Linked DNA regions of Mus musculus: region 1 is linked to region 2. A link is a loop called in an ENCODE intact Hi-C map of the cell type or tissue named here. Cell type or tissue: heart. All regions are shown on one strand. Links, peaks and the distances in the headings refer to the core of each region. The heading gives the core; the rest is flanking DNA.

Region 1 (12,016 bases), core at 6,311-8,810, 65 kb after region 2:
TCATCCAGGTAGCCAGCACCTGCCGTGACTCTGCATCCTGATAGGTCTGGGGAGACACGGTGGGGGCAGGGGGTGGTGGTGAGCACAGACCGAGGAGGTGCAGTCCCCGCCGACCCCCCCCCCCCCCGGCCCCCTGCAGCCACAGCTGCGGCTCCGATCCAGCAGCTTCCCCCTCTGTCCACCTGCATGCGCTCCAGCAGCCCAGTGAGAGCCTGCTGCCAGGTCAGCGAGTGCATGTACTGCTCCGTGTTGATGATGCGGATCTCGCGCTCCAGCTCAGGGATGATGGCTCCCGTGCGCCAGCCGTGCCGCAGCATGAGATCCTGGGGGGGGGGGGGGGGGGGGGGGAGGAAAGGATGGGAGGCGGGCCTCAGCACCAGCTGGCGAGGGCTCTAGGGCCCCCCTCCCTCTCTGGGTAAAAGTCCACCGAGCCGAGCCCCTCACCGCCAGGTCACTGTAAAGGTGGTCACCGAAGTAGAGCACACGCGGCCCTCGCCATTCCGTCAGACGAAGAAAATCAAACAGGTTTCCCTGGGGAGCAGAGGACACTGCTGAGCCAACTGTGCTCTGGAATGGCTGTGGGAGCCAGGCTTTGTCCTTTACCAGTCCTCCCAACTCTCCCGAGGCAGCTCAAGCCAGCCGGATGCTGGGCTGCCCTTTCCCGTGGCCTCTCTGCTCTGTGGCCCTTACTGCTTCCCCCTTCCAATAGGAAGCGGGTGGGGGCCTGCCTGCGGTAGAAACACCTCTTGTAAGGGTGGACTGGCCCTCACTCAAGGGCTGCTTACAGGCAGGGGTCTGTGAGAAACAAACCCTAGGGAGGGCCCCAGACCCTACAGCAAAGGGACCTGAAGTTCTTGTAAATCCCCTCAGACCCTGTGGAACAACTTGTAGAGATTCCTGGCAGGCCATGTGCTCTTCCTGCTCCAAAGCCAGGAAAAGAGAAAACTGTTGAGGAAGCTTGGACGTGGGTGGGGGTGGGGCAGAGGGGGCAGAGGATGGAAGGACAGCAGCTACCAGAGGCTGCCACACTCCAGGGAGGGAATGCACACCCAACAAGGCACAGTTCACAGAGCAGCTCTGCTCAGCGAGCCTCACAGAGATGGGAACTGGCGCGGCGGGCGGGAAGAACTGAACCGAGAAGCAAGGGTGTCAGCTGAAGAGAAGACAGATGAGAGGGAGCAGCAGAAAGGCTTTGGGGGACAAGGCCCCTAGGTCAAACATCTCAAGGGGCAGTCGAGGAGAGGGGTGGAAAGAAAGACGAGGACTTAGGGAAAGGGAACTGAGAACCAAACGGGACCTAATACACAGTGCCAGGCCTGAGAGCCATAGGAAGTCACCTCCCCTCAAAGAGGGCCGCCACAGTTGGATGCTAAGACGAAGGCATCATCCTCAGAGCTGTGGACTCGTGATCAGGGCGCAGCAGCGTGGGATAGGAGGAGCAATGCGCCCGCCTGTCAGCTGACCTGCGGCATCTCCTTGGCTCCTGGCCAAGGATGGGCTCCCAGCCCCAGGACCATCTCAGCTAAGTTGTCTACGTTCCAGCCTGGGCCACCGGTGCCCCAAATCTGGCCCCTCTCCCTAGCTACACAGAAAATGGGGATAGGTAGTGGGGGTGTGTGTGCCTCAATTCATAAACTGTCTCCACAGGTCCACCGCAGGGTTTCAACCAGGCTGGTTTTGCCTGTAGCAGTGTTCAGTGATAACTGTTCACAGGAATCACTGTGCAAGGGAGGCACGCTAGAGGAAAGCAGGACCTAGGAGACGAGGCCAGGGCTCCTGGGCCACTGTGCAGGCATGTGACCAAAAGGCTATCTCTATACTATCTCTTAGTATCAGTGAGTGTATCCCCTAGTATCTAGCTTCCTTCCTAACAGTCCTGCCCTGGTGCCGTTGGCTCTAGCCCCACAGTGCAAGCATGGTCAAGGTTGGGAGGCTGCCCTGCACAGTCCAGGGCCGACCACCAGGCACCGTCCTTACCTGCCGATAGATCTTGCCCTTCTCTAGGCGAGTGATACGGTCCCAGTGGAGGGAGCCCTTCTCGTCAAGCTTGCGAAAAGGCCTGCGTAAAGAGCAAAGAACCCGATTTGCAGTCGGTGACAGAGCCAGGCTAGGTAACTCCCTCCTTATCCCTGTAAAGGCCCATCCGCTCAACTAGGACACTGACCAGCAAGGGGGTCACACAGAATACTTAGTCAAGGGCCCCTGGGTTTTGTGCCCGTGTCTTCTCGTTGGCATGGTGCCTCCATCCTCCTCCCACAACCCCATACGCCCTGCTACGCCCGTACTTGCGCCTGTCGGTGAAAAAGTTGGGCTTGTCTGCCTGGACGATGACGACGTCGAAGAGTTGGCGCCAATCGGGACCTACCATGTGCCGCATACCTTTGTCCCTGTGTGGAGGTGGCACTGGCTATAGGAGGTCTGGGAGCAGCACTGTGCTGAGCAACTCCCAGCTCCCTGCATAGCCTTCTCCCGTGGGCCTGGACTCACACAAAGCTGAAGGGACTGTTGGTAATGAGGAACAGCTGTTTCCCATGGGCCACCAGGCGGCTCAGCACCGCAAATGTCTCATCTCCTCTCAGGATGTACTTCTCTGAAAGGGAAGATGGGTCTGCAAGGGCCAGGTCTGTGAGCCTCATGCTCAGGCAGGCCACGGTAAGGGCTACTGTCCACCCTTACCCATGTCTTGCTCGATCCACTGGTACATGAGGCCCTTTACATGCACATCGCGGATAGCATCCTGGAGGGCACGAGGGGACAGTGAGGATATGCTAGAGAGGGAGGCCTACCATGTTGCAAACAGATTTCGTTTCATCTAAGGGACAGTCCCCACGTCCTCTCACCGTCACATCCTTGTAGAGATGTACTTGGTCAAACTCCAGGCCGTGGCCCAGAAAGTAGTCCACCACACAGGACAGCAGAGCCATCTCTGGGAGCGAGAAGATGTCCATGAACTGCTTGATAGATGGGCCCTGGGGAGGGAGTTCACTCTCAGCCACCATGCCAAGGACCGCGGGATCAAAATCTCTGGTCTGGGTGCTTCGGGCAAGGGCAAGGTGGTGTGGGATACCTTGCCATAGAAGCCGCTCATCTGGTAGAGTGGGATGTGCTGGGTGCCGCCGTACAGGTCGATCACTTCATCGTCCGGCACAGGCTTGAGGCCCCTGAGTTGGGGGTGAGTCGGGGACAGATGCCCTCAGCCTGAGCCCAGGCAGTGGTATAGCATAGGGACAAGGGCAGGATGAGGGCGGACCCAGCACGAACCTGTAGGCCGTTCCCAGTTGTACATAGTGAAAAGCGTCAATTTTCATCAGAAGGCTCTGGAGGGGGCAGGGCCAGTGGTGAGGGAGGTGTCTGTTGCTGGCCCTGAACCAGCTTCTCCTGGGACCTCCCAACCCTCAGCAACAAAAACTCCACCAGATGCTACTGGGGGGGGGGGGGCGGGAAGCTACAACTGAAGTGGGGGTGGTCTGATGAGGAGAGATGGAGGTTGAAGAAGCTGGCCCTGTTCACATCTAGTCAGGAGGGGGTCAGTCAGTGCCTAGCCACTCACCTTCTGAATGTCGTAGTGCAGGCCACGGATGGCAAAGCTGGGGTCATAGTCATACTTCCGGATCCCCTCAGGATACTGTTGGCAAAAAGCCAGTAGCAGTGCTAGCCCCCAGCCCAGGATACCAGGGGAACCCCAGGACTCAGTCTGGGGCATAGGTCACACTCGGTCCTGTTGGTCTCACCTTGTAGTGCTCTATCAAGATGTCCCGGGCAGCATTGAAGATCTCAGGGTGCAGTGCATCCGCATACTGGGCCAGCGTGTAGTCGTAGTCAAAGCCATAGACTTCGACGTCACTCAGGCTGATCTCATTGTTGGCATAAATAGCTGCTGGGTTTAGGAGGCTGCAGACCTCAGGGGGCAGAAGGTCTACAGGGAAGGAGAACCAAGAAGGCAGGACCATCACCATTGTCTCAGTTACGGCAAACGGCCCGAGTGCTTGTGGCTACCCGCCCCCATGCGCCCCACGAGACATCTTGGCCATTGCAGTAGACACCAGAGAAGGAATGGGCCAAGGTAAGGCAGAATTGGCAATGGGCTAGCCTGCTTCCTCTGGGGATTGGGTCAGAGTCACAGGCCTCCCTTTTCTGTTAATCACCTGCAGTGCACCACGGATTCTGGACCTGGGTTTCTCCCAGGCTGGTTACTAAGTCCTACCAGACATGGGTATGTGGGAACCCTGGCAGCAGTCCTCAGAAGAGTCATACCCCACGCTCAAACCCCGTCCAAGTGGAGTGCAGGGACTGAGGACTCCTCCCATAGGGTGCTTGTTCTTTTCTGATCCGACTGGAGGCGGAGGCCATGAATGCTGCTTTTCCACTTTACCCAGGGCTGGGGATGAGGCCTGAGAACATTACAGGGGCAGAGAACCCGTGGGGCTGCCAACTTGGCACACCTGCCATAGGCCGGGAGAGTAAGGCCCCTCTAATCGGATTTCAACTGCTTGCCAGACCACATAATGACATTCCCGGTTTTCAGCCAGGGAACATTGCTAATTACCACAGTCGGGACGGAAGATGTCGGGTTTTGGGGACACAAGCCAGCTCTCTTCTGGTGATCATCATAAAAGCTTCAACAAGATTCACAGAGGGAAGCTAAGCCCTGTACTATGCCAAGAAGGTTCTGGGGCCCTAGGCTCGTCTGCCTTGTCTTCCCCATCTGGAGAGTGGGTAAAGTGGACGGAGAAGGAGGACACGATGTGATGGGGAAGTGAGTCAGGCAGGATCAGGTCCTCCCTTGCATGTCTGTGAATTCAAGAACGTTTAACTTAGCCCTAGGCTAAGGGAACAAAGTCAGAACCAACCTAGTTCGTGTAGTATTTCTGCTCCGAACCTATGCAATATGCAGGATCAGACGTGCCTCTGAGCCAAAAGCCCTGCCTGGGACTCCCTAGGTTACTTTTAGAGCAGAAGAAAGAGAAGAGGGAGGAAGAGGCTCGGTCTCAGAGACTTGATGTCCAAGTCTCCAGGGAAGCTATCAGCCACACTGATCCTGATCACAAAGCAAGATTCTCTGGCTCCACATCATGTCTAGCGGCTGCTGCACTGTGCAGACACCTCCTCTACGTGCTGGGCTGTTGCCTCAGAGGCCCCTCTGGAACACAGGGCTCCACCCCCATTTCCATTAGTGTCAAGTACAGGGTGTAGGTGTGGGAACAGGTGTGGCTGGTTCCTCGGGCGGCCTCAGCCAGCCAGTACAGAGCAGCACTTCTGAAGATTGCCAAGTGTGGATCTTCACAGGGATGTGTGTGCTTTCTCTACAGAGCAGCCTCAGGGACACCCTTTCCTCGCTGTCACAGGACCCTGGGCCGCAGCTGCCCACACAGCTGGATAGTTCCACAACCCTCCCTCCACTCCTGGATGACAACTTTGTTTACGAGTTGCCTGTGTCCACAGAACCCCTGGGTCAGGAAGCAGAGACATGGCCTTTGTGGGTCCAAGCTTGCAGCGTTCTGACTACGTCTTGGCTCTGCTTTTAAGGGTCTTCTCAGAGTCATATAAACGCTCCTGGGAACAAGTAGGATGGGCAAGAAGCCCACTTTCCCTGCTTACTTTCCCCGTTTCTGGACCAAGGAAATCAGAGCTTTGGGTGTGTGGGTAAGCCATGACCAGAGGTGGTCTGCGGTGTTTATGATTTTACTGTCAAGCCCCTGACCTCCTTTCTTCAGGTTCTACAGCCCTGGTAGTTACCACTTGTGAATCTTAAAACTCATCTCCTTCCCTCCTCCAATTCCATGAAGAAGTCACACTGCCACCTCCGGTGCCCAGAGAACTAAGCTTGGTAAAGGCACCCAGTTAAACCACCCAGTACCCGGCACCCAATGAGATGCACACTCAGGCCACTCCGCCCGCTTTCATCACTCTTCTTTGCCTAGCTTTCTCATCCCATGAGGCCAAGCAGTTTAGGTGACAGCCCTTCTCCACTGCTCTCTGAAGGGTTACTAGCCCTGGCCCTAAAACCTAGCCTGGGGGGCGGGCGGGCAGGCGTCAGGGGTCAGAGGCATGAAGCTAGCTCACCCTGGCATGGCAGTGGAAGTGACCCTGCACACAAGAACTCACAGAGCATGTAAGGGCCTGAAGATGAGGAAGAGTCCTGAAGGATATTCTCAGTAGTGTCCCCCTCCCCCAAACATCCTAAGTAGGTTTCTCAGGCCACTCAGAGGGTCTACACTAGGGGCAGAACGTTGACTTCTTAAATAATCCTGGTCACCCTGCAATATTCCCAATCCTTAAGAGCAACCATTCTTGAGAGGTCTCAAGTAATCTGACTGCAGCACGTCAAGAGGTGAACTCTGGCCAGCGTCCAGCTCTCCTCACAGCTGGAGTGGAAACCCTAGTCCAGTCACAGCTGGAACCTCCCTGTCAGGGCTCCTCTGTCTTATCAGACAATGCAAGCCACCTCACCTCTGGGGCTTCCTGCAGAAGGTCCCCAGGCTCCTGCTTGGCCTTGTTCTTTCTGAGTCATCAACGAAATTCTGGGACAGAACACTGAGGGTCTTCAGAGGGTGTGAAGCCGAGGGCCACCCTGCTGGGCAGTGATAGGGGTCACAGCCCAGACCACATCTATCGGCTGAAGAGGCAGGGCCCCACCAGACCAATGGACAGATGTTCGGCGCTCAGATCTCCAGCCTCATCAGCCCATTCCAAGGGAATGATTAGGAGAGGGTTAAGTGCCTTGTGCAGTTCTATCTGAGATATAGCAACTCCCGAGGGATTGCAGGGGGGGGGGGGGGGCTACAGTAACTTTTCTGTTCCTCCGAGTGTTTAGAGTGCAGTAGACCGCCAGAGACAAGCCAAGAGGTGCCTGCAGTGTCCGTCTGGTGTCACCTTACGTCGTGCCATCTGTGAACACGGCTCAGTCAGTCTTTGTCCACACACTGCAACTAAGGGCCAGAGGAGAACGAGGGACTGGGAGGGGTTCTACCGCTACTGCCCGCAGATTGGACTCAGGAGCAAGACCATGGGGGCCGCGTGCGCAGCGGCCGCTCCAGGCATTCCAAGCTTCTGCCGCCAGAAGACAAAAAGCCCCACTCGCCCCAGGAGTAGCGGTGTCCTGCAGAGACACCTCCTAACAACCCGATGGAGCCTTTTCTAAAACGCCATTTAGCCCTCAGGTTTTGGGACCCCGGCGAGCCCCACCAAGCGTCCTTCACCCCGGTCGGTGCCCTGGCCGTCTGTTGGGCACCGTTCGTCTGACGACCTACGGCTCACTGCCCACCCGGCGTCACCCACCGTGCACCAGCCTCCGCATGTCCTGGTAACGAGCCCATAAGTGCGCGCTGAGGTCCGCGCCGTCTGCGGGCGCCGAGCGCGGGGTGCTGGGGCAGTGGGCTCCGGGACCCGGCGGGCCGCAGCCAGGGCAGGAGGGTGAGGACGAGGCGGCCCGCGGTCCGCTGTGGCCTCTGCACAGCAGCAAGCGCCTAGCTGTCGCCCGCAGTCCGGCACCCGCCATGCCCCCTGCGCGCTGCCCCGGCCGCCCTCCGCCCGTCCGCTGGCCCGCCTGCCCGCCGCTCTCCGACTGCCCGCCCGCCACCGTGGCCGCGTGCTTCTCAAGGCGGCCGGCCAATGGGGGAGGCGCGCGGAGCCCATCCGGCCAATGGACGCACCACTCGGCCCAGGGGGCGGGAGGTCTCCGGGACGGGGCGGAGCGGGCTCCGACCCCCGCCTCCTTGTCCCCTGCTCGGCTCAGGGGCTCTGCGCCCCCCTTTGGTCGTCTCGGTGGCGATGGCGGTACCTTTCCTCCCTTGAGCGGGAAGTCGCAGAGCCCCGGGTCTCCGCGAGATCCTGGACGGCCGAGGAGCAAGAGCGCTCGAGTGTACTGCTCTTCCTTTGCCCAAGGGTCTTTTTGCCCCTCCCCTGCTCTTCTGTCCTATTCTTTCCAGACCAGTTCTCCTGCCCCGGGGCCTCGTGCCCCTGCCCCAGTTTCTGACTGACTGCACGTTCCACTGGAGCTGAGGTCGCTAAGACAACAAGAGCTCTACTTGCTTTCAGTACCAGTCCCAAGCTGGCTAAGACCACTTGGCCTGATGGGCAGCTGACGCCTGCTGAGGCAGCATTTTCTTTGTATTGCCTGGTACCCAACCCAGGTGATCGACTTAAATGAGGAGCCTATCTACTGGGCATACGCTTCTGGCTGTGGGCCAGGATCACTGCAGCCACCAGGTTTTGGCGGCTGTAAAAGGATGGGCCAGACGGTGCAGGCCCCCAGTTGAATTGCCATGGTTTTTTTCAAGCGCTGTCTCAATGAAATTCTTTTCATTCCATCCACTTCTGTTTTCTTAGCTTGCAGGTGTACACTAGGAAAGGCTGGGCCCAATGTCCATTGTTGGTGGTGAGTTGCCCAACTGAACACACGTGGCTGTTGGGTTTAAGGTTGTGTGTAATGTGTACGTTTGTAGTTTGCCTGTACCTATGCTGAGGATCGGGTGTATCAGATTCTGGTCTGGGTAGTCATGGATGCCGAAGGGTGGGCTTATGGGTGGACCCTTGTAGGTCCATTGACCTAGGTGGGCTGTGAAGACCTGGCCACATGTGGATTCCTTCCAAGTGGATGACACTTTACAAGTTTCAGTCCTCAGATCCAAGAGAAATGGCACCAAGTGCCAGGCGTTCACTGTGTGTGGCTTCTCCAGTAGGTACCTCCAGGCAGGCTGCGCTTAGTCAGCTGTTTATGACCCCCCCCCCTCTTTCTCTGCCTTCATGGTTCCCTCACTGCCTCTATTCCTTCCCCAATAAACTCCTTTCATACCAGATTTGTTGCACAGCATAATTTCTCAGGGGCATACCTTGGCATGGGCCCACCAGGCCTCCTCGCTGCAATCTGTCATTTAATTCTGTTTTTTTTTTTTTTTTTTTTGATACAGGGTTTCTCTGTGTAGCCCTGGCTGTCCTGGAACTCACTCTGTAGACCAGGCTGGCCTCGAACTCAAGAGATACGCCTGCCTCTGCCTTCCAAGTGCTGGGATTAAAGACATATGCCACCACTGCCAGGCCATTTAATTCTTTTAGATTGTCAATTCTCACAGCATCATAGAAAGGCTCATCTTACAAGGGTGCCGATAGGGTTGTGGTTTGACAGCGAAGTCACTCTTTACCTTGATCCTCTTCTGTAACTATTGGTTGTGATGCTTAAAAACACTACAAGTTACCAGAATAACGGTAATTTCCCACTTATCATAGGTTTATATTATTTTAGCATGTTTGTTATAGACAGTTGTACTTTTTGCTGCGACGATAAAATTCAGCTTTCGAAAATGCATATCGAGTTATGTTTGTATTAGAATCCAAGTCAAACCAGTCACATCCAGAAATAAAAGGAAGGAGTGTCACGAAACTGCATTTTAGCTGATTTCATTCACAAAGGGTCGACACCTCGGTCAGGGTATTACAAAAAAAGATGGCGATGGCAGAGTAGGGGGCGCGGCAGTAAACTCTGAGCCTCAGCAGTGAGAGCAGGTCGAGGGCGGGGCCGCCACGCCACGTTGGAGACCCCGCCCCCCGAAGGTTCTCCGTCTCCAGAATCTAGGCGCGTGCGCAGGCTTCTTCAGACCGACTCAGCCTCACAGAGCACGCGCGCTCAAACAGCACTCTGATTGGAGAGTCTGAGAGTCCCGCCACATTCTGATTGGCGGAGCCGACCAGGCTTTGGGTCTGTCCTAACTTCCGCGACCTAACTCTTGCGGCCGGGCTGTGGCGCTGCAGTCGAGTCTTGGTGCTCAGTCCACGGGACTCCGCGGACACGCAGGGGTCCGCAGGGTTATTTGTACTGCCTCCGGGAACACCAGTCTGCCTGGTTCCGTCCCTACCCCACTGGGAGGCCTCGGTCATGTTCTCCAGGGCCCAGGTGAGGCGAGCTCTTCAGCGAGTGCCCGGCAAGCAGCGATTCGGCATCTACAGATTCCTGCCCTTCTTTTTTGTCCTGGGAGGTGCGATGGAGTGGATCATGATTAAAGTGCGCGTGGGCCAGGAGACCTTCTGTAAGTGAGGGTGCAGCAGCCTCCGTTTCTCCCGTGGGTATGCGATCCATTCAGTTGCAGAGTTCCTTTCACTTTGGGCGTTAGGAACAGTGTTTTGACAGTTCTCGTGCAGCGAGGCAGGAGGCCCTTAGGGCTCTTGTATTTTGTTCACATTGGCATCCAGCCCTCCTCCTCTTCCGGCATTTGAAGAGGGCACGTGCCTCTAGTCAGGCCGTGCAGGTCTTTGTAGCCTGTCCTTGGCCCTGCTGGTGACTTTGGGCCTAAGGAACAGGATTAATCGCATGTGGAAGAGGAACCAGTCCTGAGGGAAATTCAGAGATATAGCTCAGAAATTCAGGTTAAGGCCCTTGCCCTTTGAGAGCTTTAGCCCAAACTCCTGAGGAAGTTATCCCGGCTGTCCTAGCTAATTACTACTGGTCACTCGCTCTCCTTAGGTTATGTCTTTGACCTAGAACTGTGAAAAGAATGTCTGGCATTTCTGAGAACGGCCTCTGGAACTGCCAGTTCCTTTCAGGCTTTCTCCCAACCTTTGGGCCCTTTGTCTGCCTCTCATGTAACTTACCATTTGAGAATTTTAGGTTGTTCTTTCAAAACCTCCATTCATTTCTTTCTTTCTTTCTTTCTTTCTTTCTTTCTTTCTTTCTTTCTTTCTTCCTTCCTTCCTTCCTTCCTTCCTTCCTTCCTTCCTTCCTTCCTTCCTTCCTTCCTTCCTTCCTTCCTTCCTTCCTTCCTTCCTTCCTTTCTTTCTTTCTTTCTTTCTTTCTTTCTTTCTTTCTTTCTTTCTTTCTTTCTTTCTTTCTAAGATTTATTTTGAGTACGCTGTAGCTGTCTTCAGACACACCAGAAGAGAGCATTGGATCCCATTACAGATGGTTGTGAACCACCATGTGGTTGCTGGGAATTGAACTCAGGACCTCTGGAAGAGCAGTCAGTGCTCCTAACCACTGAGCCATCTCTCCAGCCCCTGATTACTCTTTCTATACTTTGACGCGGAGCCCGACTATGCTGGCCTTGAATCTTCAAAACTTAGAGTCATCCTCTGGGTTTACAGGCATGGGCCTCCACTTAATGTTTAATAACTATGAGAATATCTAGCGAAGAAGGCAAGTTTCAGAAGAGCTCATGGTGTAGTTTGGTAGGAGAATAATTGCCTCACATGATCCCAAACTCCATTTTAACCCCTTCCCCTACCATTAAGCATGCCATAAGGGTTTGTGAGTAGTCTAAGAATCCTAGGTGGCCACTTCATTGGATCAGATGGTATGGGGAAGGCCTTTGGGGAAAGATAGACATTTAGGACTGTTACCCAGGTAAATCGGGGAAGATCGATGAAGCTCACTTCATGGCAGTGGTGAACCTGGAAACCTGGAGGCTTATGTGTATGCTGTTCCGAGGGACTGCAGCTGATGCACAGCGTGAAAGGTGGCACGGATAGAAGGGTCCCTGTGCAGGGCCATAAAAGTACTGGACAAGAAGAATCAAGCCTATTGATTTGGTTTGGTTTGGTTTTTCGAGACAGGGTTTCTCTGTATAGCCCTGGCTGTCCTGGAACTCACTCTGTAGACCAGTCTGGCCGAACTCAGAAATCCGCCTGCCTCCCGAGTGCTGGGACTAAAGGCGTGCGACACCACACCCAGCTCTAGCCTATTTTGATAGAGACATAGGCACTGTGTGGTTGGCCAGACTTGAGCTGATGGCCTAGTCAGGCTGGCAGAAGGAATGCCAAGAAGTGGGTAGACCTGAGACAGCTTAGAGTAGTGTTGATAAGTCTGGTAATTGAGATGGGCATGGGAACTTCTCAGGGGACAGAAGGGCAGGGCTGATACTTCCACTGAAGGTACAGAACACAGGCAGGGGGCTGGAGAGATGGCTCAGCAGTTAGGAGCACTAACCGCTCTTCTAGAGGTCCTGAGTTCAATTCCCAGCAACCCATGGTGGCTCACAACCATCTGTAATGGGATCTGATGCCCTCTTCTAGTGTGTGTACTCATATA
Region 2 (12,016 bases), core at 5,125-7,624:
TGTACTCTTGGGTTTTTTTGTTTTTTTGTTTTTGTTTTTGTTTTTTTGGTTTTTCGAGACAGGGTTTCGAAACCCTGGTAGCCCTGGCTGTCCTGGAACTCACTCTGTAGACCAGGCTGGCCTCGAACTCATCCTCCTGCCTCTGCCTCCCAAGTGCTGGGATTAAAGGCGTGCGCCACCACTGCCCGGCTGGACATGTACTCTTAACTAAAGAATTGCCATCATGGGACTCATGGTCGACACCCCCACTGGCAGTGTACTGAAGCTGAGGGGACACACTTCTTTTGTATGGGACAAGGCAGCATAGATCAGCTCTGTGCTCCCTGCTGGGTAGAGAATGGTGTGCCACTGCTGACAGAGTAAATCACCCTGAGCAGACGCTTCGTCAGTTTGTAACTGTCCAGAGACACAGAGTGGGACCATGTCTCAAAAATGGTAAGTAAGTAAAAAGTAATTTAGTTGTCAGACCTTGGGGAGGGTAGTTTAGCAAGCAGTGTGAAATGAAAATTTCAAAAGCTACTAGCAGTTTACTTCTGAGAGTTTATTCTCAGGAAAGATAGGGTAACTCTAAAGGGACACGTGAAGAAAGGCAGTCATGTCAGGATTCAGAGCAAGATACTGAAGACAAGATGAGAACACTGGGAAGAACTTTCATTTAAAAAAAAAAAAAATCAAGCCAAGCCAGGTATGACGGGACACACCTGCAGTTCTAGCACTTTCCAGACTATAGTTCAAAGCCAGCCTGGGCTACATATCAAGACTTGTCTTGAGAATCCAAACAAGGCTGGGTATAGTGGCACATACCTTCTATCCCAGCAGGCAGAAGCAGGCAAATCTCTTAAGGCCACACAATGAGAATTTTGTCTCCAGTGAAACAACAAAACAACAAAAACGTGGTCAGCCATGCAACTGGAGATTCTGTTGTGGTATGGCTGAGGCCCCACTGCCATGGGAAGATAAACATGCAAGAGCAAGTCCTACCGTGCAGGCGCACACCTTTGTCCCAGCGCTCAGGAGGCAGAGGCTGGGGGATCTTTGTTCTAGGCCAATCAAGGATACACACTGACACTCTGTCTCACCCCCCTTCTCACCCTAAAGACCCACAAAAGGACAGGTTGTAAAACGGTATGTAGACTAGGGTTCTGGTTTTATAAGAAAAAGGGTCACATAGAAATCATTATCTATGAAAAACTACATGTAGAAGTTTTCTTTCAGAGGTTTTCTGATAACATTTAATATTTAATTATTTTCCCCTTAAATGATGAAGGTAGCTTTGCCTTATTGGAAGTACCTTCTTTAAAAATTTTTTGAAATTGCAAAGTAAGACTTGTGGGCATTATTAGCCTGAGATTGGGGTTTGCTGATGTGGCTAGTGTCCTGCCACTGAGCTGGGAGGTACTGTACACAGTTAGACATGGTTATATACCAGATCCTGTTGTAAATGGTTTGGTTTTGTTGTTGTTGTTGTTTTTAATTTCTTTATGTTAGAAAAAAATTCTCCCTTGCTATGTGAGTCTGTTAAATAAACGTCACAAAACTTCCAATCTCCACTGAAGAATGAAACCTGATAAACATCTCTTTGAAGGTCTGGTTTATTGCTTAAGTCTGTGTCTTTGGGGAGAGATTTTCCTGGCTGCCTCAGGTTTGCCCAACTCTGATCTGGGAAAGGTCTAGAATGTTCTTTTCAGTTGGACTTTCCTGCGATAGTCTGGGGCCAGCCTAACTCTTGTGGTTCTGGTTTGACGCATGGCCTCGGAGCTGTTTGGACATACTTGACTTTGTTAATATCAAACATATACGTTGGTCGTATAAATCTAAGGCTTTTAAAAGTAACGAGCCTGTCATTGGATGAGCACAGGGGTTCTCAGCCATGGCACTGCTGTCACTCTGAGCTGTGAGGGACAGTAGCACCCCTGGCCTCCGTCCACCCGAAACCATTTTCCTTCCCAGTTCCATCAGGTACAACTCCACTCTCTAGAGGAGCCGACGCCCATCTTCCAGGGGTGGGGGAGCGTAGTGGGGGCAAAAATCACCCAGTTGAGAACCACTGGGTTAGCTCTCCATTTAAATTTGATCCCACGCAGGGTGATAGCACTGTTAGCTTTTTTGTGGGGGTGGGGTGGGGAGGCTCTCTGGGGAATCTTTTCTTCTTAGCCATCATCTTCCTCAGAGTTGTTCCTGACGTGTGTCATGTGCAGACACTGGAGGAGGCAGATGGACATGGAGATCTCTATTTGGCCATGGTGTGGACTGTTTACATTTTACTTTGTTAGGACAGGCTCTCACTATATAGACATAGTTGGCGTAAGATTGGCTCTGTAGCCCAGGGTGGCCTTGAGCTTGCAGTGACTTCCTGCCTTCCTCCTGCGAACTGCAGTTACAGTATATGTCCACATAGCTGGCCTTTTGAGGGGGCTTGTTTGTATCAAGAAGGGTTTCTTTGTGTAGCCCTGGCTTTCTTGGAAACTCACTTTTTAGATTAGGCTGGCCTCAAACTCAAGAGATCTGCCCGCCTGCCTTTGCCCTTCAAGTGCTGGGATTAAAGACATGGCGCCACCACATCTAGCTTCGTACCCGGCTTTTTGTCGTTTTCTCTTTGTTTAAGAGGAGGATTACTTTTAGATCGGGATATCATTCACGTACTATAAAGTTTAGTAAGTATACAATTCAGTAGTTTCTAGTTGACTCACGGAGAATTGTGAAATGAACACCACTGTCCAAATTCCAGAACACTTAGCCCTAGCTGTGTCTAGGGGCAGTAAGTATTTGTCCCCCTCCTTCCCACCCTGACAGTCACTGCCTTGCTTTCTGTCCCTAAGTTTGCTTGTTCTCAGTGTTTCAGATAAGTGGTTCATACAACAGGTAGCAACTTTGGCATTAAACTTTTAGTCCTTTTATGATTAATATGGTCTTCAGTTACTACATTCAGAAATCCCTTTTTGTCTGTGACTTAATCCCATGGTTTCTGTTGCATATTGGCAACCATGCTTTGAAAATGTTAAATGTAGACTCCAGAAGTTTCATTTTTCATGAATTTTAAAGTACATCCCGTTCTGAGTGGTGTGGTGGTTCCGTCGCTCACAGGATTTGGCATCTTTTCTGGTGTTTCCACACTGTGCATACATCACTTAGTAGCCATCTCAGTTGTCAGATCATGTGTTCCAGTATCACAGTGCCGTGTCCAGGTAACTGACTATGTGACAGTAACCCGAAGCACCTGAGCCATGGTGCTGGCCATTCAGATGTGCCAAAATGTGCCACGAATCACGTCCTGTGAGTGCAATGGTCAAAGAAAAAGATACTTTGAAAGACCACACTGCATCATTTTTTTTAAAGATTTATTTATTTTATGTATATGAGTACACTGTAGCTGTACAAGATGGTTGTGAGCCTTCATGTGGTTATTGGTAATTGAACTTTCTTAGGACCTCTGCTCGCTCCAGTCAACTCCACTCGCTCAGTCCCTGCTCCCTCCGGCTAAAAGATTTAATATTATACATAAGTACACTGTAGCTGTCTTCAGACACACCAGAAGAGGGCGTCAGATCTCATTATGGGTAACCACCCGTAATAAATGAGATTTATTTATTTTGTATATATGAGTACACTGTAGCTGTACAATGCAGTATATGAACTGTTTTGAGCATCTGTGGGTTTTAGAGCATGCCCCCTGTAGGTAAGGAGGGACTGCCACACCATATTGTGTTTTTCCTTCACCATCCCCTTATGTAAGGTGATAAATATATTGCAAGGCCCCCAGTAAAGAGCTAAAAGCAGGGCTAACGACCCTACCCATGCATACACAAATCTTTGCTACATCCGCAAGTCTGTTGTTTTTCTATCTTAGGATGGTACTTATTATGTATTCTAACCAGAGCTTTTACAGTTTGAAATATCACAGCAAAACTAGCAGGAATCTCCTCTTCATAATTTCCTGGGCTGAAGATTTATTTTTAGTGTAGATCATAACTCATTTATCTTCTTATCAGATTAGAAACTTTTCATTGTTTCTCTTCTGGAGACACTTTAAGACGTGTCTTTGGCACATCTGAATCTCTGCATCACTACTCTTGCATGTACAGACGATCCTAAAATCAAGAAAGAGTTACGCACACACATTTCAATACTGTGGTAGCCAAGGTGGCTGTGAGTGACTAGTCCGTGATGATAGATTAAGTAAATGTGCCGGACAAGGGTGGCTCGGGTTCCAGGGGACAGAGTGGGACAGCTGGAGGCTTCCTGCTACTCAGAATGATGTGTGCTTGAAAACTTATGAACTGTTCATTCCTGGCATTTTCCATTGAATAATTTTGGACTGTAGTTGACCATGATTACCACAGAAACTGAAACTGGCTGGGGGAGGTTACAGCCTAAGGTTTTATGTGAGTGTGTGTTTCATACCTACTTCATGTGTGCCCAGGAGGGGAAGGTGAGCTGGAGGAGCCACCAGACTGCTGCTCCGTACATTCTCAGTCACAGTGTGTAGGCTGCAGCCTCCCCAGCCTGCCTTACACCAGCACGTGTGCCGTCTTAGCCCATACCCCGCGGGAGGGGTGGAGTAGTGTCATCGTGAGCTTGGCTTGCACTTGCACCATGACTAATGCTGTTGAGAATTTTTTATATGCTTATTTGCCATTTGTATTTTTGGAGAAATGGATTTAAATCCCTTGTCCTTTTATTTAGTATCGGGGCTTGCTGCTGTTGTTTTGTTTGTGTTGAGTTGTAAGAGTTCTTTATGAATTCTGGGTGCTAAACCCTTATCAGAAGTGTGATATGCAAATAACTCATCTTGTTCCGTGAAGGTTTTTTTACCCTTTGTTCTTTTTTTTTTTCTTCTCTTTTTTTGCGGGAGGTGGGGGCCTGCAGATCAAATTCAGGGCTTTTACTCTCCACATGTGGAGCCCCACAGAGCTGTGCTCACGGCCTCTTGCTTTATTCTTTTGTTGTTTCTCAGGACATGGTCTCTATAGAGCATAGGCTGGCTTAGAACTATGTGGAACAAGCTGGCCTCAAACTCACCATCCTCCTGCCTCAGCCTCCCAAGTGCTGGGATTATAACATGTATCACTACACCTGGCTTTTGTGACTTGATAGTACCCTTTAAAATGTTTTATCTATTTTCATTTCATCCTTTGAAGCATCCATGCTTTCGGTTTTGACCAAGTCCATCTTTTGCGTGTTTTGGCCACATGTTTTGGGAACCATATCTGAGAAACCATCCCCCCCCCCCCCAGTGTCACAGGAATTTATATTTTCTCTTATGAATTTTGTTTCACATTTAGGATGTTGACCCATTTTGAGTTCATTTTTGTGTATGGTATGAAGTGAGGGGGAGGTCCTAGCTTGATTCTTTCAAAGTATGGATTTTAATGACTAGGGGATTCTTTCATCCAACTCTAAAATGGGAATCCAGGGGCTGGAGCAACCTTTGCTTCCTACTCCTGGATAGCTGCACTCTTAGCTTCCTAGACCCACAGTCATAGATCCCATCTCAGAACCTCTAGAGATGGTTCTGACTCTGTAGAAACCAATCCATGGATTATCACAACCATAACCGTTCTTACAGTGAACTTGGAAAATAGACAGAGCCAAGTTTGTCCTCCAGACCTGCTCATTTCATGTTAATTCCAAGTCATTCATTCAACTTTTCTGCACCCTGAACTGTTCTGAGAGTGATGATCTGGGACTCTTTGAAGGCTGCATGAGATTGCACAGTGAATGTCTGAGGCTTAGAAGAGGCATGGGTCAGGCACACCACGTGTCGTCATACTGGGCTGTTCTGGTAGGGAAGGAGACTCAGGTCTCTTCAAAAGGAAAGTTTATATCATTTCCTTATATTAAAGCTACTTGACACTTGACTGTAAACAAAAAAAATTTTTTAATTTGAAATGTAACTGTCAACTGTTAGTACTGGCTTTAGATCCATTTTATTATCATTTGTTTTAGTTGAAAGGACTGTGGGTGATAACAGGCCTGCTTGGTGTGTTTGGTTTTCAAGGTTATAGTCCTGGAGCTCTTTTAAAGTTTTATGTGAATCCTTAAGTGAGGAATCTTTGCTGAAAGTTGAACCACATATATTATGGCTGACTTCTACTAGCACAAAATAGAAGCTAGCCGAGCTCCCTCAATCCTTACTCTGTGTATCTAGGTCACATCTGAGTGATGGCCTCTGTGGCTTGTCATTAATGCCTGGCTAGTGTCCACTGACAGGCACAGTGCTTTAGCACAGGCCAAGAGATATCAGGGCCTGGCTAGGTGTTTGTTTGTTTGTTTGAATTTTACTTATTTTGTGTATTTTATGTATGAGTGCTCTATCCTCATGTACACCTGTGTGCCACAAGGGGGCATCAAACCCCATCATAGATGCTTGTGAGCCACTGTGTGCTGGTTGGAAATTGAACTCAGTGCTCTTAATTGCTGAACTCACTCTCCAGCCCCTGGCTAGGGGTTTTTAATTGAGCACTGGCATATGTATTTGGGGGTACACTTGATGCTAGGCTCTAAGTCCACATAGTGGTTACATGAAGCCCAAAGTGGAGGTGTAGCTTATCTAGAATGGAAAAGGCCCCGGGTTCCATCCCAGCACAACAGACTTTTAAAAGTTCTTGGGAGGCGGGGGGCGTAAGCATGTGCCTTTTCCCCCAAGAGTGCACACTGACACATGGTCCTCTTCCTGGCATGGCTGATCAAGTCTGTAGCACATGTTATTTTACAGTTGTGTTACCTCAAAGCACTTCAGGTCCCTTCAGCACAAATATAGCACGCTATGTAAAGAACCACCTGTCTCCACAGGTGACACAACACGGGAGTCCATAGCTGGGCTCAGGGGCTACTGAGCCCCCTGCCCTGCCTCTTACTGTCCCAGAGAGAGGCCTGACTGTATTGCTTCACCCACAGGTGCAGTGTGACCAGAGGAGGCTGGTGTTCTAGGTTTGCAGTCTGAGGGATTTCAGAGTCCCTTGGTTTTGGCTCTCTCCTAAGATGAAGATCAGTCTGAGGAAGCCAAGTAGGAAGGGCAACAGGATGCTCTTCCTGTGCCCTGAGTGGGAGAGTGGTACAGTTTGCTTTCGATATTCTTCAGAAATTAAAGCTCTTGGCTCCTCATATCAACTCTCTGTGTTTTCTGGAAACTCCAGCCCTGTCTCCTTCGCAGGGCGGATATGCAGCATGATTCTGTCTCTGCTCTGTCTCAATCAACACCAGTTGTCCAAAGAAATACACAAGGAGGGGGAGGGCCGGACCGCGTTGACGACAGGGCAGAAAGTCGGACTTCCTGTGCCAGTACAGTGCCTGCACTGCCTGGGAGCTGAGGGAAGTGTAGGCTGGCAGCCCCTGGGACTTAAGCAGTTGGTGGTCTGACTGCAGGAGGATAGGAAGTAGAGGGCATCGTTTTTTGAAGTACGTGGGAGACATGTCTGTGGTTAGTCCAGGCGTTTTCCTGGCTGGGCTCAGAGCCTCACGTCTGCCAGGGGAACTGATGGGCGTGGGAGGTGGAGACTGAGGTTGAGCTTTCTACAACCTGCAGCCTCTGCCAGCTGGCACCCTGCTTCTCTGCTGGCCTTCTACATTGTGACCTGTAGCCCTAACTCTCTAACACAGCTGTGATGGCTTTCTGTACACCGAGGGATGAAGTGACAGAGGAACAGTTCTTACGTTATATATAAACTGAATAAACACAACTTTTAAAGATCATAAAAGGTCAAGAAAATAAAACAGGAAAATATTCTTACATTCTTGGAATAAAAGATCCTTGCAGTTACAAAGGAAAAGAATTAGAGGTTAAACATAAAAGTGAAAAACCTCACTATGTTAAGAAAACCACCTTGATCAAAGGACAACCAGGCCAGAGGAAATGCTTCCTGTATAAACAACCATTAAAAGTGCTGTCAGGGGGCTGGCAAGATGGCTCAGTGGTTAAGAGCACTGACTGCTCTTCTGAAGGTCCTGAGTCCAAATCTGAGCAACCACATGGTGGCTCGCAACCACCAATGATGCTATCTGATGTGTCTGAAGTCAGCTACAGTGTACTTATTTATAATGATAAATAAATCTTTGGGCCGGAGCAAGCAGGGACTGAGGGAGCAGGATTGACCAGAGTGAGCAGAGGTCCTAAAAATTAAATTTCCAACAACCACATGAAGGCTCACAACCATCTGTACAGCTACAGTGTACTCACATACATAAAATTAATAAATAAATCTTTTTTAAAAAAGTGCTGTCAGGAGCTAGGTGAACAGCTCCTATCTATCCCAGCTACTTGGGAGGTTGCAGGAAGAGGATTCTGAATTTGAACCCAGCCAGGTAACTTGGTGAGAGAGATTCTGTCCAAAACACAAAAGGGGTGATTGCCATAGCTCAGTGATAGAGGCCCTAGGTTCAGTTTCCAGTATTCGACGGGGGTAGCTATGATTTGTAAGGTTATGAAGAAGAGACAAGTACTAAGAAAAACAGGAACACCCCCCCCCTTCCCTACAGCCTGGTGCTTTGTAAGTTCTATAAATACGTGTGTATCCTAGCTATGCTCTAGCAGCGGTAGCAGCAGCGTCCTATGAGTGCTGAGGGGTTATTTGCACCGCCATCTGGGCTTGTTTACAAAAAGACCTGTGTACTACCATCTGCCAATTTAATCTCTTGCCTGTGGGAGGTGGGGTGGAAGGTTTTGATGGGGTCTGCAAAAAACACGATTGTTTTTAGATTTTTAGAATTTTATGTGTATGAGTGTTTTTTTGACATATATATATACACACACACACATACACCATGCTTGTGTCTGTATCTGAGGTTAGAAGAGATTCCTAAAGTTGGAATTTGAGCCTAAAATTAGCTCAAAATCAATGGTTGTGAGCCACCACGTGGGTCCAAACCAGAGTTCCCTAGAAGAGTGGCCAACGCTGATAACCACTGAGCTGTCTCTCGGCCCACGATTGTTTTGAGTGCAGAGGCAGTTGGTTATGTATAGGGGGAACCAAGATTGCGTGCTGGAGGGTAGCTTTACTGGTTTATAGCCATATAAAATTGGGATGTCCCTAAAGCTCTCCACCTGTGTTTGCTTATCTGTGTTACATGGTACAAGGTAGCAGGTCCTCTTGTAGGGCAGTGGGAGAAGTCAGCCAGCCAGAACCTACCGAGTACTCAGGCATTGTACTAGAGCCTAGCATGACTGCTGTTAATGTAAGAGAACATGGTTCTTGCCATGTCTCCTTAAGGCATTGCATTATTTGAAAAACCTTTGCCACATCTTCCTAGTGACCCAGGGGCTTTGTGGGACTGCTCTGACTCTGGAAGGGATGCACACAGGACAAAGGTGTGTCCACTCTTTTCAAGAAACATTTGACAAGAGAGAAGGTGGCAATTCCTTTCTCCAGAGTCAGTTTAGGGATATGCTGGCTCCCCAGCCAATCCTTACCATTGGTCAATCTTTGCTGACTATGGGCTGTAGCACGATCCGCCATGTTGTGCAGACCATTCCGACATCCAGAGATCCGAAAATACTTGGTTCTGTTTCTAAGCTCCTTGCTTTGTTCTATGGTTCTGTTTCTAAGCTCCTTGCTTTGTTCTAGCTTTTCTTCCACCTCCAGCTTTTTTCCCATCTCACAGCTGTGTCCTGCTAGCTGCTTGCAGGCCATGCAGCTGGAGGATAGGCATGATACAACCCAGTACAGAACACTCACTTAGAACATCATCAGATGTTTGTTGTGACTATATTGTTACTTGATTGTGCAGTTCTCAAGTGTGGGTTTTGAAAGTGACAGTGTCTTATTGCAGTGTCAAAGATTGGACACTCCTGAGATCTAGACTTGGCCCTCCACAAGCAGACTGAGTAGCTAGCGGGGTGTGTGCAATTCCAGGGATGGACAGGTAGGTGTCTAACTACAGGGCTTGTTTCTCCACAGGAAGTAAATGGTGTCACTGCAGCACTGGCTGAAGAACTCTTTGAAAAAGGTACATACATAGCACTTGGTCCTTGAAATGCTGGGCCATTTGCCTAATCTAGTAGGTAGCAGAAGGCTCAGGCTAGCATGAGCTCACCTGTAAGGTCTTCTCCAGGGCCCACCTTCTTGAAGGTGTCAGGTCCCGGCTACCCACCTACTTGCCCTGCAGGTGAAGATCTATACCCCTTCATTCTTAAGATTCCTTGTTAGCATTAGTTGTCTGTCTTATTATTATTATGGAGGGGGGCGAGACATGTGTCACAGCACACATAGGGAGATCAGAGGACAACTTGGTAGAGTCAGTTCTCTCATTCCACCTTTATGTAGGTTCTGGGAATCAAACTCAGGTAGCCAGGCTTGTGCATGGTGAGTGTCTGGGTCTCACCCAAGTCTCAGGATCGAGTTCCAAGCCACATGGGATGTTGAAAGATGGCTGGCATGCTGCCATCTTGCACCTGATTTGTCCTTGCTTGGAAGTGTTCAAATCGCAAGTAGGAGTCAGTCTTGCATCATGGTCTTGCCAGAGAACATATTAACAATAGCTGACATGTAGTGAGCAGCCCCTGCCAGCATGCTTACATTTAGTATTTACTACCTTCCCTGAAGTAGAGGAAGGATGCTAGTGGTCAGAGGCCCAGAGACCTGATAGAAGAAGCAATTTAAGGACTAAATGCTGGCATCTTATTTGACCTTAGTCTCTACATATTAGAGGGTGCAGTGTAGTTGTGATACCCAGAGCACTGCCTTTCTTAGCCTTGTCCTGTCTCAGTCAGTGCCTTAAATCTCTACTCTTCTGGATGGCTCCCCACTCCCGCAACACATCCCTCCTTTCTCATCACGTGTCCAGGACTGCCCTATGCCCAGTGTGAGCTCCAAAAGGCTGCTCCTATGTACTTAAGACCAGCTTTACATGGTGGGCGGGTGCATGTCATAGGTGCTTGCTGCATGCTTATTGACTGTTGGCTTGGTGCTTATAATGCCCTGGCTGTACAACAGGCTGGGACTGAGTCTAGACACTTACCTTTGGGTTTGGCTGTTACAGGAGAGCAACTTCTAGGAGCCGGTGAGGTCTTTGCCATCAGGCCCTTGCAGCTCTATGCTATCACAGAACAGCTGCAACAGGGAAAGCCTACTTGTGCCAGTGGTGATGCCAAGACTGACCTTGGACACATCCTAGACTTCACCTGTCGCCTTAAGTATCTTAAGGTAAAGATGCAGCAGCTTAGTTGTGCAGTCACTCACTTGGCTCTAGTTCTGACAGCTTATTAGCTGCCAGTGTGTGAAGAGGACCAGGGCTTGGGGTGTTCGGTATATGAAAAGGACATAGTGTCCTTGATACCGTGCTTCTGCCTGTGAGCAGCAGAGGCCAGCAGGGCCCACTGTCTCAATACTGTAGAAGTGGTCAGAACTTTTGAGTTTGACAGCTACTGCCACAGTGACCCAAACGTGCAGATGGGGAAGGTATTAGCATCTCTAATTTAAATCTATTTTGGTCTTAGGTTTCAGGCACAGAAGGACCTTTTGGGACCAGCAATATTAAGGAGCAGCTCTTGCCCTTTGATCTTTCAATATTCAAGTCTCTTCACCAGGTGGAGGTAAGACCGAGTCTGCTGGTGAACAGGCAGGGCTGGGCCCTGCACAGCAGCATCTTGCACCTAATGTCTGTGTGTAGGAATGGTTGCTTTCATATTTGTCAATAGATTGGCAGGTTCTATCCAAGTAAGTCAAGCCCCTCTAAAGACAGAAAGGGAGCCTTTTCTGACCTCAGCTGGTTGCAGGCCTCCATCCCTGCAATAGGAAGTATTAGATATGCAGAGCTCCAGAGCCTGGTCCCTCTGGTCTCTCGAGGAGCCAAGGACAAGCATTATTCAGGTAGAAGTCACAGAAACCATCCCAAAGGCCAGAGAGAGGCAGTTCAAATTCTTTGTTTTCCAAGTCAAAGGCCTGTGTTTCCTGAGCTTGGCTTGTATGCTCAGCCTTGTACCCTGCGTCCATGTATACTCCATCAAGTCTCCCAGCTGTTCTGTGACGTATAGAAGCTTTCCTTCTGTTTACAGCCGAGGAAACTAGGCTTAGGGCGAGGA

What was found. Peaks named below come from ENCODE experiments on the same cell type or tissue, not always from the same donor. Only the 100,000 strongest peaks of a DNase experiment are listed, where the experiment ranks them.
Region 1: it touches region 2 in a loop (4-fold over the local background); 17 of 42 quality-filtered maps call a loop at or near these places.

What each region holds. Positions count from the first base shown.
Region 1 is chr14:31,126,639-31,138,654 of GRCm38, reverse strand. It overlaps Nt5dc2 (5'-nucleotidase domain containing 2), which reads right to left and starts at 7,566. Exons shown (of 14, transcript NM_001374087.1): 1 at 7,279-7,566; 2 at 3,732-3,916; 3 at 3,551-3,625; 4 at 3,262-3,317; 5 at 3,068-3,161; 6 at 2,841-2,969; 7 at 2,677-2,737; 8 at 2,488-2,590; 9 at 2,286-2,387; 10 at 1,978-2,059; 11 at 445-531; 12 at 183-323; 13 at 1-46. The coding sequence starts at 7,498. Smim4 (small integral membrane protein 4) reads left to right here and starts at 9,725. Exons shown (of 2, transcript NM_001308091.1): 1 at 9,725-10,022. The coding sequence starts at 9,872. In heart, for the core only: a CTCF peak has its summit at 7,742; DNase peaks (open chromatin) are centred at 6,474, 6,944, 7,634, 8,024 and 1 weaker place; H3K4me3 peaks cover 2,341 bases; H3K27ac peaks cover 2,500 bases.
Region 2 is chr14:31,190,507-31,202,522 of GRCm38, reverse strand. Nisch (nischarin) reads left to right here. Exons shown (of 21, transcript NM_022656.2): 4 at 9,894-9,942; 5 at 10,975-11,138; 6 at 11,432-11,527. Among named protein-coding and RNA genes, the nearest start is that of Nisch, 10 kb to the left of the region's middle. In heart, for the core only: CTCF peaks have their summits at 6,117 and 6,337 (motif pointing right); DNase peaks (open chromatin) are centred at 6,432, 6,802 and 7,502; H3K27ac peaks cover 1,194 bases.